Regions from separate parts of the Homo sapiens genome. Here region 2 is linked to region 1. The links are chromatin loops, found by intact Hi-C in ENCODE. Cell type or tissue: A673. All regions are shown on one strand. Each heading gives the region's core, and the rest is flanking DNA. Links, peaks and the distances in the headings are about the cores only. Region 1 overlaps LOC105372544 (a long non-coding RNA gene). Region 2 overlaps PCSK2 (proprotein convertase subtilisin/kexin type 2).

The links. A loop is a pair of places that touch in the nucleus more often than their neighbours do. Peaks named below come from ENCODE experiments on the same cell type or tissue, not always from the same donor. Only the 100,000 strongest peaks of a DNase experiment are listed, where the experiment ranks them.
Region 2: a loop joins it to region 1, with 2.8 times the contacts of the local background. A loop is called at or near these places in 1 of 110 quality-filtered maps.

What each region holds. Positions count from the first base shown.
Region 1 is chr20:17,169,477-17,177,802 of GRCh38, forward strand. It overlaps LOC105372544 (a long non-coding RNA gene), which reads left to right. Exons shown (of 4, transcript XR_937289.1): 3 at 4,403-4,540. Among named protein-coding and RNA genes, the nearest start is that of PCSK2, 53 kb to the right of the region's middle. In A673, for the core only: no CTCF peak of the experiment used is centred there; DNase peaks (open chromatin) are centred at 3,745 and 3,835; H3K4me3 peaks cover 763 bases; H3K27ac peaks cover 2,499 bases.
Region 2 is chr20:17,294,732-17,303,057 of GRCh38, forward strand. The region is part of intron 2 of PCSK2 (proprotein convertase subtilisin/kexin type 2); the gene reads left to right. All of the region lies in intron 2 of LOC105372546 (a long non-coding RNA gene), which reads right to left. Among named protein-coding and RNA genes, the nearest start is that of PCSK2, 72 kb to the left of the region's middle. In A673, for the core only: CTCF peaks have their summits at 3,703 (motif pointing left) and 3,907; a DNase peak (open chromatin) is centred at 3,630; H3K27ac peaks cover 2,191 bases.

The DNA of each region.
Region 1 (8,326 bases), core at 2,713-5,212:
ACACATTTATAAATGTCTTAGGTAATAAAGGAACACGAAGAAGCTCAAAAATAATCTTATAAAAGCCCTTCTTTTTAAAGATGAGAATCTGAAACCCAGGGTGGGCTGAGTGAAGTCCCTAAGAACACACAGCTATTCATTGCACAGTTGCTTTGGCAAAAAAATAAAAACCCCGGCTGAAGCTGTTTACCAGCCTCACAAAGGAAGGCACCCATGCTGCATGTGAGCCTCTCCTGATTTCAATTGCATCTGGAAAGCTCTGAGCAGGAAGCAGGTGCAGCCAGCTGGCTTTGTTGTCTCACAGGCCAAAGCAATATATGGCCTTGACCTAAGCATGCTTTCAAAGAAGGGACTGTGGAAGCCGTAGAACAGAAGGTCTCCCTTCCCCTCCTCCTGTCTCTCATTATCTTTGACTACACAAATGGATTCAATAAATATCTGTCAAGTAAACAACTCCCAAGTCCCCGGAGCCAGAAGTGGGACAGCATGAGGGAACATGCCCGAGGGGCACAGATCCTCATGCCTGGTTTCTTTCTCCCAGTTTCTGTTCCTTCCCCACCTTCTTACTGCATATCCACACTCTCAAGAGGACAGTACGTTACAATGATAAATGATTCCCAACTTGTTTGATAGCAGAGCTCTGTTCTCAAGGAATCCCAATTAGAATCTCATGGATTTTTTCCAACACACTTTGAGAAATGCTGGCATAACATAGAATCGTAAAGTGTGAGGCAGTACTGGTTGGTCTTTTGTAGGATTCCCTCCATTTACAAGTGAGGGAACTGAGGTCTAGAGAGGTTTAGTGAAAAGCCAGAATCACCCATCCAGTTACCACAGAGCACACTCCATGTGTTGGCCTTTCTACTAACCCAGGCCACCTAGTTAATTATGCCAATGTTGATATCTGGTGAAGAATGAAATTCAATTGCATCATTCCCATACAATGCAATTCTTAAGTAAGGTACTTGTGTAGATAATTAAACCCTGCAAAGAGTTTATACGAATTTATTTAATAAAACACAACTTGTATAGTATACTTACATATATACACAATGCATGTTTATATATGTATATATGTATTATATATACATATATGTACATATATAATATATATACATACATACATGAAGATATCTCTGTGAAGCTTCAGATATATAAGGCATACAGAATAATATAAGAAACACTGTGCACAGACCATCCAGTTTAAGATGTAAAACATTCAAAATACTGGTGAATCCTTCTATTTAACCCACCTTAGAGCATTATGACTTTAATATGAATTTCCTAATTACCCTTAAGGTTGAATGCATTTTTGTATGTTCATTGACTATTCATGTTTCCTCTTCTAAAAATTCATAATGTAACTAGCCAATTTTTCTATTGGAGTGTTCATCTTTGTTAGAGTTCTTTATATTTTCTGGAAATGAATCCTGATCATATACACTGATTATATATATATTTATGTGTGTGTGTATATATATATACATATATATATATGATTTTTTTCCAGACTGTGGCTTGTCTTTTTAATTTCTCATTTTGGCCTACAAGAAACATAGGGTTCTAGTAAATTTAAATTTATTACTTTAAGTTTTGTGATTTTTAACTGTGAGAAATTCTTCCCTACTCAAAGTTCATAAAGATATTCTTCTATAGTTTCTTCAAAAAAACTTAATGATTTGCTGTTTATGTTCAGGTCTTTAATCCAACCTGGAATTTATATTTACAACACAGATTGTGAAGGAGGGATCCAAATTTATTTTTTTCATATAGTTAAGTAATGATCTCATCACTATTGAATATTTCATCCTTCCTCCATAGATTTGCAATGCCAGGTCTGCCATTTGTTGTTCCCATGTCTGCATGGACCTGTTTCTGAGTCCTCTCTTCTGTCCCATCATGTGGTCTCCTGAAGCCATAAAGCTGACAGCAGATCTGAGTTTTCTTTTTCCTAATACAAAATCACAAAAGCTGGGTTATGGGCCTGCAAGACCTTCTTTTACTATCCCCCTTTACTTGAGTGTACATTCATTAATTTCTACAATAAAGAGTTAAGCAAACAGGTAACTACATTAGTAAATTATCAAATGCATTGCTGTGTTGCAGTTGCTTATAGGTTATAGTGCTTGGGGCCTCCAAATCTCTGTTTTTTGGTTCTTCTCTTTGAAAGAAGGGTGTCTTCTTCTCATCCACCACCCATTGTCCTGGCTAACGACATTCAGCCCTAATGACTGACCCATTGGGAGCATTTGCTGACTGCCCTCAGGCTGTGCTGGCTGGTTGGCCTTTATCCATGTCTCCCTCCAACAAGGCTCTTATCCCAGTGTATCTTGGGCCTGGATTTTCCTGTCCATTTTTGCCTTTACACTGAGCTCCCTGAGAGTAGGAATGTTGTCATGTATATTTGTTTATCCATAATCTAGCAAATTATAGACAGTGGCGCCTTATGACTATTGGACAAAAGACAAACTGGATAAGTAAATAAATATGAGTAAATGCTTAAATATTCTGTTAGGACTCACGATAAGTCAATAGAAAAAAAATGAAGAAACAAGCAGGTTGCTGACTCATAAATTTGGCCCTTAAAGTCTAATCAGTGCTGGGATGATTCCAAATGCTAAGACCCAGATTCCATCAGCAGAAGGACTGGAAAAAGCCCATCCTAAAAAGTAGTGTGTCTGGGAATATCAGCCAAATATGTTAACTAATGCATGTGAAAGCATTTTGCAAACATAAAAGCCCTACACTCCTATACAAAGTAACGTAGCAAAACTATTATTAATGGCAACTTCTGGTAACTCTTACAATATTCCTCATTGCCTTTTGCATTTCGAAAACAGTAGCTTTTTAGAAATCCAAGCTGCATGGGAGAAATAATCAAGATCATTTCCTAAAAACATGAAGAAAAACAGAGTATGGATCTATCAACAAAGCAGACAGCGCAATTCAGCAAAGAGCTCAAAGATAATATGACCTGCATGCCCCACCTTGATGACAGTTTGAAATGCACTTAGGAAAAATGAAAACCTTTTAACAGCAGTACTGATTATTAGTGAAAGCATATAGATAGTGTCTGTTTTGAGTGGTGCAACATTTTCTTTTTGTTTTCTGGATCAAGCACAAGTAGTTTCATGTTACTGCTACAAGTTGTTTTCAGCAAGAGAGGAAAAAGCTTCCATGGAATAGGAGTCAGCAAGACGATTCTCTTCCCCATTCTACCACTTACTATTACATAATATCTCCTCTACTTTTCTTTTTTTTTTTTCCTTTTATTGCTCTGAAGAAGTAGCAAGATGCTAATTCCAACAGCACAAGGAAAACGACCTATAATCTTAAAAATTAAATACCAGGAAGTAATGACTAACGATTATCTTTACAGAGAAGAATCTGGAGCCCAGAAAGGTGAAGCGATTAGACACAAGATCACATGGCCAGTGAGCTGCAAGCTTTCCTGACCTTAAATCAAGTGATCTATCCCCTCCTCTGTGGATTTTTTAATTAATCTGCATTACAACCCAAGTAGAATGAGTCAAGCGGATAATATGTAATGCCTTTTTGGACCAGAAAAAAATTGGGGCAATTTGGTAATTGGACCACAGATGGCTTTGGTGATAAATTAGCAAAAGATTCCAGGCATTCTTGCTGCTGGATACCATGCATTAGATGGTGTCACCGCAGAAGCTTAAGACTAAATTTTCTACCCAGAAGATTCTGGGTAGAATTATTTTTCAGATAAAAATGCCTTTATTTACTTAGCACAGTATGAGACTACAGAAGGCAGTGAGGTGTGGCATGTGGTTTTATAAAAATTAATAAAAAGAGTGTCAGAGGAGAAGGAAAAGCAAAAACAGATGTGTAAGCGTGTATAATCAGAAAGGCATTATGTACATAATCCTAGCAGCTTTATTCAATGGTTTATTCCATCTCAGTAATCATGTTGGTAGATGAGCTAATTGCAAATTTGTTAAATATTCATAACCAACGATTTCTGCTAAGTGACAATGAACTGTCACAGTTGAAAGGATTACAGATCCTACTGTGACATGATTTCATAGGCCGCTTCCTGTCATTGCCCCCATATCCTATCGATCCACTTTCTACCTATGACACCGATATTAAAAAGTAGGGCAAAGTTGTCACAAGTGCCCAGGTATGGAGAAGCAGACAGCAAGCAATGGCCTGTCAGTTCGACAGCAAATGAAATACTGAGGCTAATGCCTGCAGGTTTCGAGCTCAAAGCTCTTCTCCAATGCCCAAGATTTTGCAAGTAGGCTTGAGGAATACATTGTTCAGAGATCTATTCCATTCTCAACTCCTTTATGTAAACACTGCCCTACTGAAGTAGAGAAACTAGAATAATGCTTAAAATTATTTTCACCAGTGAATTTCTTCTGACTCATAGAGCCTCGCTACTTAAAGTTGTGGTCTTTGGACCATGGGCATCAGCATCACCTGGAGTCTGTTAGACATGCAACATCGCAGGCCCCACTCCAGATCTGCTGCCTCAGGATCTGCATTGGAACAGGATTGGCATCCCCAGGTGACTATTATGCACTTTGAAGTATAGAGGAAAGCACTTCAACTTTTTCAAGAGAAACAGTATATTTTGTGACTGCAGATCACATGGGCATAGAAGTTTAGATGAAATAATCCAAAGACACGGGATTCTGATTTTTCAGGTGATCTGTTAATCCCTGAAGTGCATCTGGAGGTTAGCCCATCGGTTCTGCAAATCTTCATAATTTCCATAGTTACTGTAGTAACCATGGTTAGTATCTTTCCTTTGTCCAGCAGGTGGGAATTTCGGTCTTTTACTGCTCTCTGTCAGCTGTCATGACATGCCACATGAGTTGAGTTTATTCACAGGTTTTCCATGTGACCCAAAGTACATTTTGTAGGTTAATTTCTTGGAATTCTTACCTTTTGTTGGGCGGTTTCCTCATTCAGTCAGAATCTGCTTACATCTCCACAGACACTTCAATCTTTCTTATATACCTGCTCATTGACAAGCCTACATTTGCCAATATCTGGTTATTCTATTCATAAAACAGGTTTTTCATTTCACTCTTACATTTGCCATGACAGTCATGATTGATCAACTAATTCCTTGCCTGTGTACTCACAGTCATGTGATCAGTCACTCTTTATCAAACATCTAAGTGCCAGGTTCATTGCTCAGTACTGTACATATATTATCTCTAATTTTCTCAGCAAAACAGTATAATAAGTGCTGTTTCCTCCATATACAGATTAAAAAATAGTTTCAGAAAGCTTAAGTTATTTGCCCAAAGCCACACAGCAAATAAATAATGAAGTCTAGATTAAAATACAGGTGAGCCTGAGTCTAAACTGGTTTCGTCACACTCTCCTATTACTATTTGGCAATTTGCATCATTACAATCACAATTTTGCATTTGCACAACAACATTATTGATCCCTCCTAGATGTTATAAGCATTGATTTCAGATTATGTTATGTCCATACTTTTTATTTGAAAAAGAAATGGCAACAAATTAACCCATGTTCCAGTAAGGTCTCTTTAGATTGCAAGAAAGAGAAACTCACTTAAAGTAGCTTAAATAAAAAATAAGTGAAAATGTTCAGGGACAAGAAACCCACCTGGGCCCCATGGGGACCAAGGCAAGGAACATGGAGGATGGGAGCCATGAGCCAGAAACATCTCCCAGGGCCACAGTGTCTGTCTCCAACTTGTTCTCTGGTTGAGCCTTCCTGACTCACAGCTACACAGCACACCAGCCTCCTCTGGTTAGAAGAACACTCCCAACTGCAAGAAACAGCCTTTTTGTGTCCAAGTGGAAAGGGCCCCACTGTGAAAAGCCTCCTTTTCCACAGCCCACCCAAACCTGCTGAAGAGACCACAGTCCCTAATGAGAAGAAGTGAGACACAGAAGTGTTTTAACTTTTAGCAGACTCGATCCTTGCTTCATTAAAATATTATAAAACCCAGCACCAGAGAGCTATGGAGGAATATCTGGTCCTGTGGTCCTTCACCCCTGGGTCTAAATATCTGCATTTGATTCTTGCTGGGGTTCTCCCACAAAACCATGACTTTTCAAGCAGGAGAATTCTGGCCCAAGTTTCAAGATATTGTTGTAAAATTAATGTCTTATTGCCTTCTTTCTCAATAGTTGATGGCCCCCAACTGGTTATCTTGACCTTAGATTTGTATAATGAATCAGAAGTTTGTGAAAGAGAGATGCTTAGGCAGCTGAAATGTTCATGAAACTATACTTGTTATGCTTTCAGATCTACAGGTTCCAAGCATATCCTCCTAAATGTTGTAGCCCTCACAACTGGTCATTCTAGAACACTTCTGCTTAATTGTTTTGAACATAGCCGAGTGTGACCACCTGGCCAACTGTACACAACTCTTCAGGTCTGAAACCTGGCATCAGTCAAATTTCCCTCTGTGTTTTCTAATCCAATTATGGGAAGACCAAGCCTGGTCCTTCCTTGCGTCTGTCTCCATCCCTAGTCAATTACCTGTGTCTATGGGCATGTTTAACAAAATCCCTTAAAACGCTGTTTGTTAGAAGCCATGCAAACTTGAATATTTAATTCAGTCAACAATCATTCATTCATACATAAAATGAGCATTTACTCAAGGTATATTAATCTCAACAAAAAAATTACATAGACCTGGACCCTGCCATGAAATCCTGTGGACTTATGCAAGGCGGGAAGTGACATGGGGTCATGGAACAAACACATGTTTGGTAGTACAAAAAAGTGAACTGGGAGAATTATGTACAATAAGTGCATGTCAGTGTTAACACTGAATCTAGAAGCAGACTTGAAGGGGTCCAATGTAAAAACTCCTTTTTCTTTTTTTTAATTTGTAATATTTATGGAGTAAATGAGAAATTTGGTTACATGTATATAGTGCATAGTGGAAATTTTGTTTTCAAGCATAGTAGTTGGTTCCATTTCTATGTTACGAGACCACCAAGATGCATATTTGAATAGTGTATTGCTGTTCCCAGTATCAATATGTCAAATGCCTAACTGCAGAGATGAGTATCTGGTATCACAGATGAAACAGGCTGCTATAGATAAATGATGTTTATATCAATTTTTCATTAAAAGAAGTCTAAACACATGAGGATAAAGACATCTCAAAAATGTCTCATACACTTCTCTGCCTTCTAAAACATGACACATTAAATATTTGAAAACTGAGAGTCAATGTGCAAAAAATTGTACCTTGCTAAATTAAAATGATGACCTCAAGGGAAATAAAGAATTTGCTCCTTCACTGGGTTTGTTGTTACTATTGTTCTTTTTAAAATGGTTTCTATGCCTTTCCTTTTGTTGGGAGTTGTAACTTTCTTGCTGCTTTCATTGTCTTTATGCAGTTACTAGATTTGCCTCTTTCCACTTACAACTGGCTGCTTCTAATCTGCTAAGGGTGGAAATTAGGTCATAGGGACTGTTACAAACATGAGTAAAGTGAGGGATAAAAGACTCAGAATTAGGAACTCTGTGTTCTCTTGTAAATTAAAGGCAGGAGATTTAGATAATAAACATTCTCATATCTACTGTGGATATTCAAAATGCCTTTTGTATGCTCATTACAAGTTTCCAACTGTGTTCCAGCTAGAAGGTGTGAGGTACGTGATAGCTGTACTACTAAGGATTTGCCATGAAGTACAGTGATCTATAAAAGAATATTCCAGACAAGCAGTTCCTTACATCCACCTCCATGCCTGAAGAAGGGATGTTAGTCCATAGCTCTTAGAGCTGCAGCCTTGTGGAGAGGACAGTGCGGGCAGTGAGGGGGATCCCTTCCCATTGCAAGGGGGCTCTGTTCCTCCTGCCCCAAGGCAAGGCAGCGGTGTGAGCTTCTCTCAAGATTCAGGGAGATGGCATCGCATGCCTGAGTTGCAGTCTGGTCGTGCAGCAGATCTGTCACTTACTTACTAGAGCTGGGAAAGAACAGAATTGGAGAGAGATGAGAGGACAGAAGGGCAGTCTCCCTCCCACTGGTTGCTGTGTCAGCAAGAAGCAGATTTCCTATCAGTCAAGTGGACAGTAAAGAAAGTAACTGGTCTACAAGAAGGCTGCCGCCTGCAGTGTACAGCTACCAGTGGCAAGATCTGAGCAGGTACAGAGAAACTGAGCTGGGCAGGGAGCCCTGTGTGAAGGACAACACAGCAGGGGAGACGTAGACCATGTGGTGGACAACAAGGGCCAGTCAGTACTAGCAGCAGAAGTATTTTTTCTTGAACACGCACTGATTTTTTTATTCAGATCTTCAAACCCTTTGTTTTTAAATAAGAAACAAATCCACATGGTTTTAAATTTA
Region 2 (8,326 bases), core at 2,723-5,222, 130 kb after region 1:
ATTTCACTAGATGTGATTTATTTTCAGTAATCTTGTCTGTCATTCAGTGAGAGTTAACAATCTGAACACTAAAACTTTTCTGCAAATCAAAAATATGTTTGCCTGTTTTCCTCCATCTCCTCTGTTCTCTTCTTCTCAAACTCTTATTACATAGGTATAAGACACTCTAGGTCTCTCAACACTTCTTACCCTCCCTTCCTTTACTTCTTTCTCTTTGCTCTGGGATAATTCCTTGAATTCATTTTCTTATTTATTAGTTTGGTGTTTAGCAATGTCCATTTTATTGCTAAATTAAATCTGGAATTTTAATAGTTTTTAATTGCTTGGAGAGCTCTCTTTTTCCTATCTCTTGTTTTTCTCATAGCAAATTGTTCATATCATAGTGATAGAAGCATCCCTCACATTTCACTGACATTCAAAATTGTAATAATCTTCCCTGCATTTTCAGTTGTTTCAGTGAGGTCTGCATTTATACGCAGTTAACACACACACACACACACACACACACACACACCTCTCTCAAGAGTTTAATGCATGCCAGATATTGTTTTAAATGCCATTATTACCACTTCCCAAGCAAGGAGACTGGGCAGAGCCTGGAAGCCAACCCAGACAGTCTGATTCAGAGCCAGGAACACTCTACCACCGTGCAATACCAGCATTTGTTCTTTACGCTCAGCTGGGTCTCCTATTTCAAGTTGCTACTTCTACAGATTTGTCCCTAATTTTTCTATCTGCCTCATTTTTATTTACTTATTTATTTATTATTTATTTATTGTATATTTATTTTTATATATATTTATTTATTTATATTATATATATTTATTTATTTATTTATTATTTATTTTAGAGACAGAGTCTTGCTCTGTTACTGAGGCTGGAGTGCAGTGGCTCACTGCAGCCCAACTCCTGGGCTCAAGCCACCCTCCTGCCTCAGCCTTCCAAGTTGCTGGGACTACAGGTGTGTGCCACCATGCCCAGTTAATGTTTTAAATTTTATTTTTGTAGAGACGGGGGTCTTACTATGTTGCCCAGGCTGTTCTGGAACTCTTGGCCTCAAGTGATCCTCCTGCCCCAGTCTTTCAAAGTGGTGGGATTACATGTGTGAGCCACCGTGTCTGGCCTCTCACTTTTACAAATAAAGATAATGTATCCATATTGATAACCACTGTGGCCTGCACCCAGCCCCTCCTCAAGCAAGCTGATAGCAGGGCATCCACAAATGTGCTTGTGTGAGGGGTGGCACAGACCTGGGGTTCAAGCCATGCCAGCTTCTAAGGGTACACAAAGTTATAGTTCCATAACCTCAGAGGGTGCAGGACTCTGATGTGTTTCAAAGCCCCAGAATCTGGTGTCTGTCCGATTTTACTGCTCCAGCCTCTGATGGCCAATGAGCAGAAATGTGACTGCCAGTGTAAAGCAGCAAGACAGCCTAAGCAAAGCAGGCTCCCTTGGGCCACAGACGTGGCTTGGCAATGGTGAGTGCCAAGGGCCTCTGAGCAGGACACAGGGTCCGCTACACAGCTCAGCGTCTCAAAAACTCCCAACATCCCAGAACAAGACAGAGTTAATCAGCTACATAAATTGAGTTAATTAGCTACATAAATCATGAAATATAAGTTGTTCTTATCTAAAATTATAAAGAATTACCAACTTTTAAAGATAAACATTAAATAAGATGACCTTTTGTAGACATCCCTACTGCTGACACTGCCAAACCACTCGCGCCCCTCTCAGCACTTCACCTGTGCTCACCTGGACGCCATCTGTTTCCTGTCTTCCAGAAATTCTTCCAACCTGGCCTGTCAAACTCAGCCTTCTGGGTTTTCCAGCTCTGTTGCATATTTTATCCTAAATGAACATCCCTTCAGTTATTTCAGCAGAATTTTGATAGGGAAGGAAAGAGAGCACGTGAGCTCAAATCACCTTAAAAATGAGTCTTGTATTTCTGGCAGATTTTATGCTGCATATTTTTAAATTAATTATCATAATTTTTTATCAGAAGAAAGTGTGAGAAGGATTTTTCTTGGTGAAGTCACTTCAACCCTAAAAGTTTGGGTGAATTCACGGCTACTGTAAAGGTAAGCCACAAGCCCACTTACGACAGCTCTTCACAGTAAGATAATGTATGTCTAAAGATCCTCCATTCGTTGGACTCAAAGATATTTATTTTTGTTAAATATCATATTTCCTTGCAGACCAGAGAGCAGCATATCTAGAGAGTAAGCTAAGCTTAAATGAGCTTCAGAGTGGCCCCTTTATATATTTATTTTTAAGGGCATTTAAAAAGATTAATGTATCCATGACATAAGAATACAATTATAATCGTATAACCTTCATTAATTAAAAGAGCTGACGTTTAAGCAGAGAAGTTAGTAAACAGGGTATTGTATGCAGTGGGGACAGCCAAGTTCAAAGTCAAAAAAGGAGCTGTTTACATTAGAGAAATAGCAAAGAGTCCGAGGTAGCAAGAGGAGAAGGAAGCAGAGAGCGATACAGAACAGTGCCAGACAGAGACGTGGAGTCCAGATCCTGTTGGGTCTTGTAAACCATGGCAGTAAGCTTGCATTTCCTTTGAAGAGGGAAGTGAGAAGATCTGGGATTTGGGAGAGTAGTTTGGTAACTCCATTGAGGTGGTGTTGGTGAGTGTCAGGTGCTATGGTGGAGTTGCCTGGGCAGAGAGAGCTATGCATCCTCGAGCATCATCTGGGGAACTAGGAATGGACTTATCATGAATGGATCCAGATTCAACACTACCGTCTGAAGCAGCACTAGCTCAGGTTGACTGGACTGTGCACTTCAGGCTGCAGGAGGGGCTCAGGGGGTTGCCATGGGTCTCTTTCCAGGACTAGCCCCTCCCTGGAGCTTGCTCATTACATGGCAATGGCAAGAGCGGTTTATATACTTTGACAGGATATTATTTGGTTCAGAGTCATCAGGGTTATCCTCTTCGTGAATGTCCTTCCTTATCAATATAAAATCATATCATGTAATGGTTTTTGCCTTTGAGTCTACTTCTTCCAGGATAAACACTGCCACCTTTACTGTCTTATTATTACATCAGCCTGATACACCTTTGCTCATTCCTTCATTTTTTGCCTTCCTATGTCAGTTATTTTTAAGCTAATTTTTTAAAATAACATACAATTGGATTTTGCATTTTGATTTAAGCTAAAAGTATTTTTATTTTAGTAAAGCACTTTAAGATATTTTCTATGTATTATCAAAACAAATACATTTGCTCTTATAACTTCTAGACTAGCTCCTTTTTCCGCCCTTTATTTTATGCATTATATTTTTATTGCTCTTTTCCTTCCTCTTACGCTTTGAAAACTTAATCCATCTTTTTATTCTTCTCATGGTTGTCATAAAATATAAACATATTTTAACCCATTTTCTCTAATTATAAAATGTCAACTATCAAACAATATTTATTATATCAATCCTGAGTAAGATACTAAATTTTAGCACACTGTTACTTCCTCTGTACTTGACTACTTTTCAATTTTAATTGATAGAGGTGGGGTTTTTATGCTTTGCTTTCAGCCACCCTCCTCCACAGTCTACATTTTATGACTCAGCTTAAAAGGAATGGTTCTCACCACATAGAAATGGGGTGATTTTGGCCCCAGGGGACACTTGGCAATGTTGGGAGACAGTCATGATTGTCACTGGTGGGAAGGTGGGTGTTTGCTACTGGCATCTAGTGGGAAAAGACCAGGAATGCTGTTCAACATTCTACAATGCACAGGACAGAGTCCACAACAAAGAATTGTCCAGCCCAAAATGCCAATAGTGTTGAGGCAGGAAAATTCCATTTTAGAGGTTTTGTGGCTCTTATGATAATTGTAAGTTAATATTACTCATTGTATTTAAATTATTTTTACCACCAGTACTTTCATATCCTCACTCTTAAATTTTTAAATTCCTGTTTATCCCTCGACGGGCTAGAAAATATTTTTAAGTAATTTTTTTTTCAAGTAGACTCTATAGAAAGGAGGAATTATACTTCCCTAAGCTGCCAGTATTTGAGCAAATCTTTCTAACACTCTCAGACACACTCACTGGAAGCAGATGAAGCTATTAGTCAGTCATTCCCCAGCCTCTGAGAAGGAATATTTTTCTTGTAGATGTTTTCCCTCATATATTTGCACATGTTACACTTCCATTTGTTAATCGCCTGTCCTTATCTTACCCGTTTACCTATTCCTATAGTCTATGATGCAATACTTTTATGCATTTTAGCTCTTGCATAATGTATGTGTTACAAATATTTAACCTATAATATTTAAGATATCACTGATACTTAATATTTCTAATTTTTAATGTACAGAAAGTTTAAAAGTTTATTTTTTTAAAATTTACCTCACTGTCTCTTCCTTCACTTTTTTGCTAGAAAGGTCTTGTCTATTCTGAGATCAACATTTTCCTAAGTGCCTCATCTATTTGTTTTCACATGCGATCATTTTAAGCCATGAGGATTTATTTTGGTGTTTGAAAATACCCTCAAATTGTTAAGCAATTCTCATAATTTGGTTTATTAAATAATTCATCCTTTCCTCTCTAATATGAAATGCTACTTTTATGGTGTACCAAACACAAGGGCCTGTTTCTGCAGTTTATGTCTTGTTTCATCAAATCTATCTTTTCTTACCCTAAATTTTATTTCAATTATTTTGGCTGTATAATGTTTTTATATTTGCCAGTTTTCCTTCATTACAATTACTTTTAACAACCATATTTTTAATTTTCCTTGCCCATTTATTCTTTCAGAAGAATTCTGGAGCAATTTAATCCAGTTTCAAAAAAATAGCCCTTGGGACTTTTGGTTAGAATTGTATTACATTTCCAAATACCGGAAGAATTATTGCAATACTAGATATCCTCAGCCCATCTTCCATTTCTCTTTTCTTCTACAATTTTTATTTCTTTATTGTTTCCTCTGAGTTCTGGAAATTTTTCTTAAGTTTACCTTTTCCTTCGCTAATCCAATTTTTCACATAATCTGCCATTCTTCTGGTGCAGGGGTTTTGAATGTAGTAATCCTATTTCTGTTCTTTATGTGATCCTTACTGATATCAAATCATTTCATTTTGGGGACTCTCAGGTCTATTTTCATAACTTTGGGAAGTAGAAAAACACTCTTTCCCCTATCCCTTGCTATATGTCTATTTTGGTGAAAAGCATTGACTAACTCTTTGGAATGAACAAAGCTAGTCTTCTTAGAGTCTAGGGATGTCTCTGTTTTTCCTCGCAGAGACAGGTCTGTATTTAGCCCCCTTGCTCACAGTTGAGAGATTGCTGTCCACATACTTCAGGCCCAGAAAAGGAAGGAGTGAAATGCTGAGATTTGCTCTGGTTTTATTTCACCTGTTCAGAGACCCAGGGGACAGTGTCAGAGTTCAAGGGATGGTCACAACATCCAGCCTGACTCCCACCCCTTCTGCTGAGGCAGCCATGAGTTAGCCCCAGCAGTCTCCACAGTTCACTGGCTACACCTGCCCTCATTAGAAGTCCACAGCCCTGTCCTCCCAACAGAGCCATCTGTGTCTATTGAACCCAGTGTGTGCACTGCTGTGGGCGCCTGTTACCCAGTGGCATTGATGGAATTAAAATGCATCTCCCCAAGGCCTGGCCGGCTGAGTGACAGGGCATAGATGGGTTCCCCAGAGGTCCTTGCCCATTCCCCAGAGGTCCTTGCCCAGCCTATCTGCATGAAATATGGAAGAAATGCTAGCTAACTTAAATTATGCATGTTGTCTGATTTACAGCCCAAGTATAGGTTTCAGTTTTTGCATCCCTTTTAGTTCCTTCTGCAGTTTAGGAGGATGACATTGACATCTGTGTCCAACTCGCTGTCTCTCTGGATATTTAAGAAGTAGAAAGGTGGTCAAGGGAAAGTTGAACTTTATTTATGTCTCAGTTTTTATAGTGAGAATATTTTTATTTTTCTCATTTCTCATTTTCATATTTTTTAGTTAATAAAAATAGAAAGGTTTTAAACAATAAAGTCCAAGATAATTCCTAAAACACTGAATTTTTCCTAATGTGAGTTGAGACTTTACCAAAATTACCCTCAAAAGGAGCAAGTTGCCTTCAGGCGAAGTCCTCACAAAGCCTCTTATAATAGTGTGTAATAGTAAGTGCTCTCAAAATTATATTACTCATAAAATAAATTTGTATTTAGGAGAGGCATAATTTCCCTTAACCTTAATCAATGCTAATTGAGCTCTTAGGGAAATGACCCAATGAAATAAGTATAAAAAGGATGAAAAGAAACTTAATGAAGATGTAGTCACTATTGCTTGGGAAGGGGCCTGCACTTCAAGAGTGGGGTGTCGTTGTTAAAAAGCCTTCTAAAATCAATTTAGAAAGCAAGACACTAGGATTGCAGACCATCATCTACAGGATAAGCAAAGAGAGCAAATGTATTTGACGTTAGAAATTTGGGAATGTGAACTTAGGTCTTAGGATAAAATTTCCAGCACTGGCTGGATGTGGATGCCAAGAGTTCTGTATCTCATCATTTTGGTGGAGGAGACATTGCTAGCAGCTCTGCTCTGACAACTCTGTGTGAGACTCAAAAAGCAGCTGGAGGAGGAGGAGGGCTCTGATATCAAAGGCCCCTTGGAGGAGTTAGGATAAAATAGTGTCAAGAACTGTGAGAGTAAAAAAGCAGTGGTTTGAAATCAATATTCCATATACATAATTTTAAATGTGTGTGAGTAAACAAATAAATTAATTTCCATAAGGAGACATTTGACTGATTCATCTACAGTCCAAAGAGCTTTGATATTTAAGTTGCCTATAAAACATTTTTTGGATAGTCTTCTTGGAGAAAATGGGATATCACCTTATATTAGAGATTGGAGATCACCTTTTATTTGGATTTTTATTTATATAAAAATACATATATTATGACCAGGCACGGTGGCTCACGCCTGTAATCCCAACACTTTGGGAGTCCAAGGCAGGCAGATCATGAGGCCAGGAGTTCGAGACCAGCCTGGCCAACATGGTGAAACCCAGTGTCTACTAAAAATTCAAAAATTAACCAGGCGTGGTGGTGCACACCTGTAATCCCAGCTTCTCAGGAGGCTGAGGCGGGAGAATTGCTTGAACTGGGGAGGCAGAGGTTGAAGTGAGCTGAGATCATGCCATTGCACTTCAGCCTGGTGACAGAGCAAGACTCCATCTCAAATATATATATATATTATTATATTTTTTTCTCCTCTTCAATTTACATACTTGGTACAGCAGCCTTGACCTTCACACCAAGTCAAAGTGTGTGAACCCAGAAATACCAATGTTTAGGATGTAGGCAAGTAAAAAAATCACACGTTTTGTCTAACATCTCTCCATAGGCTGTCCCTGCTTAACCCAGAACTTCAGGCAACCCCAGGCCTTGAGAAAACAAGAATATTCTTATTGGGTTACAGTAGGAGTTTTGTGCTCAAGTCAAAACAGGTGATACTAAATTTTTCTTAATCTTCGAATTCCATGACCCTATATCCACTCAACAACTCCCTCCACCAACCCATGTCAGTTTCTATCAATTATTCTTTGTCATTTGCCCTGAGCATGTTTAAATTTACCAATTTAAACATGCTGGTAAATGGTCTGAACCATTTGAAAACAATCTGAAAAACAATTTTTTCAGATTGTTTTGTTGCTGTTGTTTACTATTGCTTCTTATGTCCCATTCCTTGCCTCCAGGCCTCATTTTTCTTCTTACTGAAGCACACCCCTTGGTAGCTCTTTCAGTAAGGGTCTGTACCGAAAACACTTTTGGAGCCCTTTATGTCCGAAAATGTTCTTCACATCATGTTCACTCTTGATTAATGTATTAGTTGGTAATAAAATTCTAAGTTCACTTCCTTTACCTCAAGAAACAGTGGAGCTATTCTCTTTATCTTCATGGGTAGACAGCCCTGTTTCAACTCCTGAATTCACACAGAGAACCAGGATCCAGGCCGTGCTGTGAATGAGATTTGTTTGACCCCAGTCATCAGAAAAGCTTTGAGGAACGCACTGTGATGTTGTTATTCAGTACTGGTTACGAATAGCATGGAAAGCTTCAGATCTCACCCTTTTCCCAATATGTTGTTGGTGTTGTTATTCTTGTCTCCTGTTTCTGGTTGAAGAAGAGCTCCCTTCCTTGTTTTTGAACATGGAGATATATTTAATATTACCCTTTTGTATTTGATCTATGTTTGGAATGAGAAGAAGGCTCAATGTGAGCTCACTCTGACATCTTGAACCAGAGAACTTGAAAAAATTTAATAAATCTATAATCCATTTTTCTCCTAAACTTTTTTCTATAAAT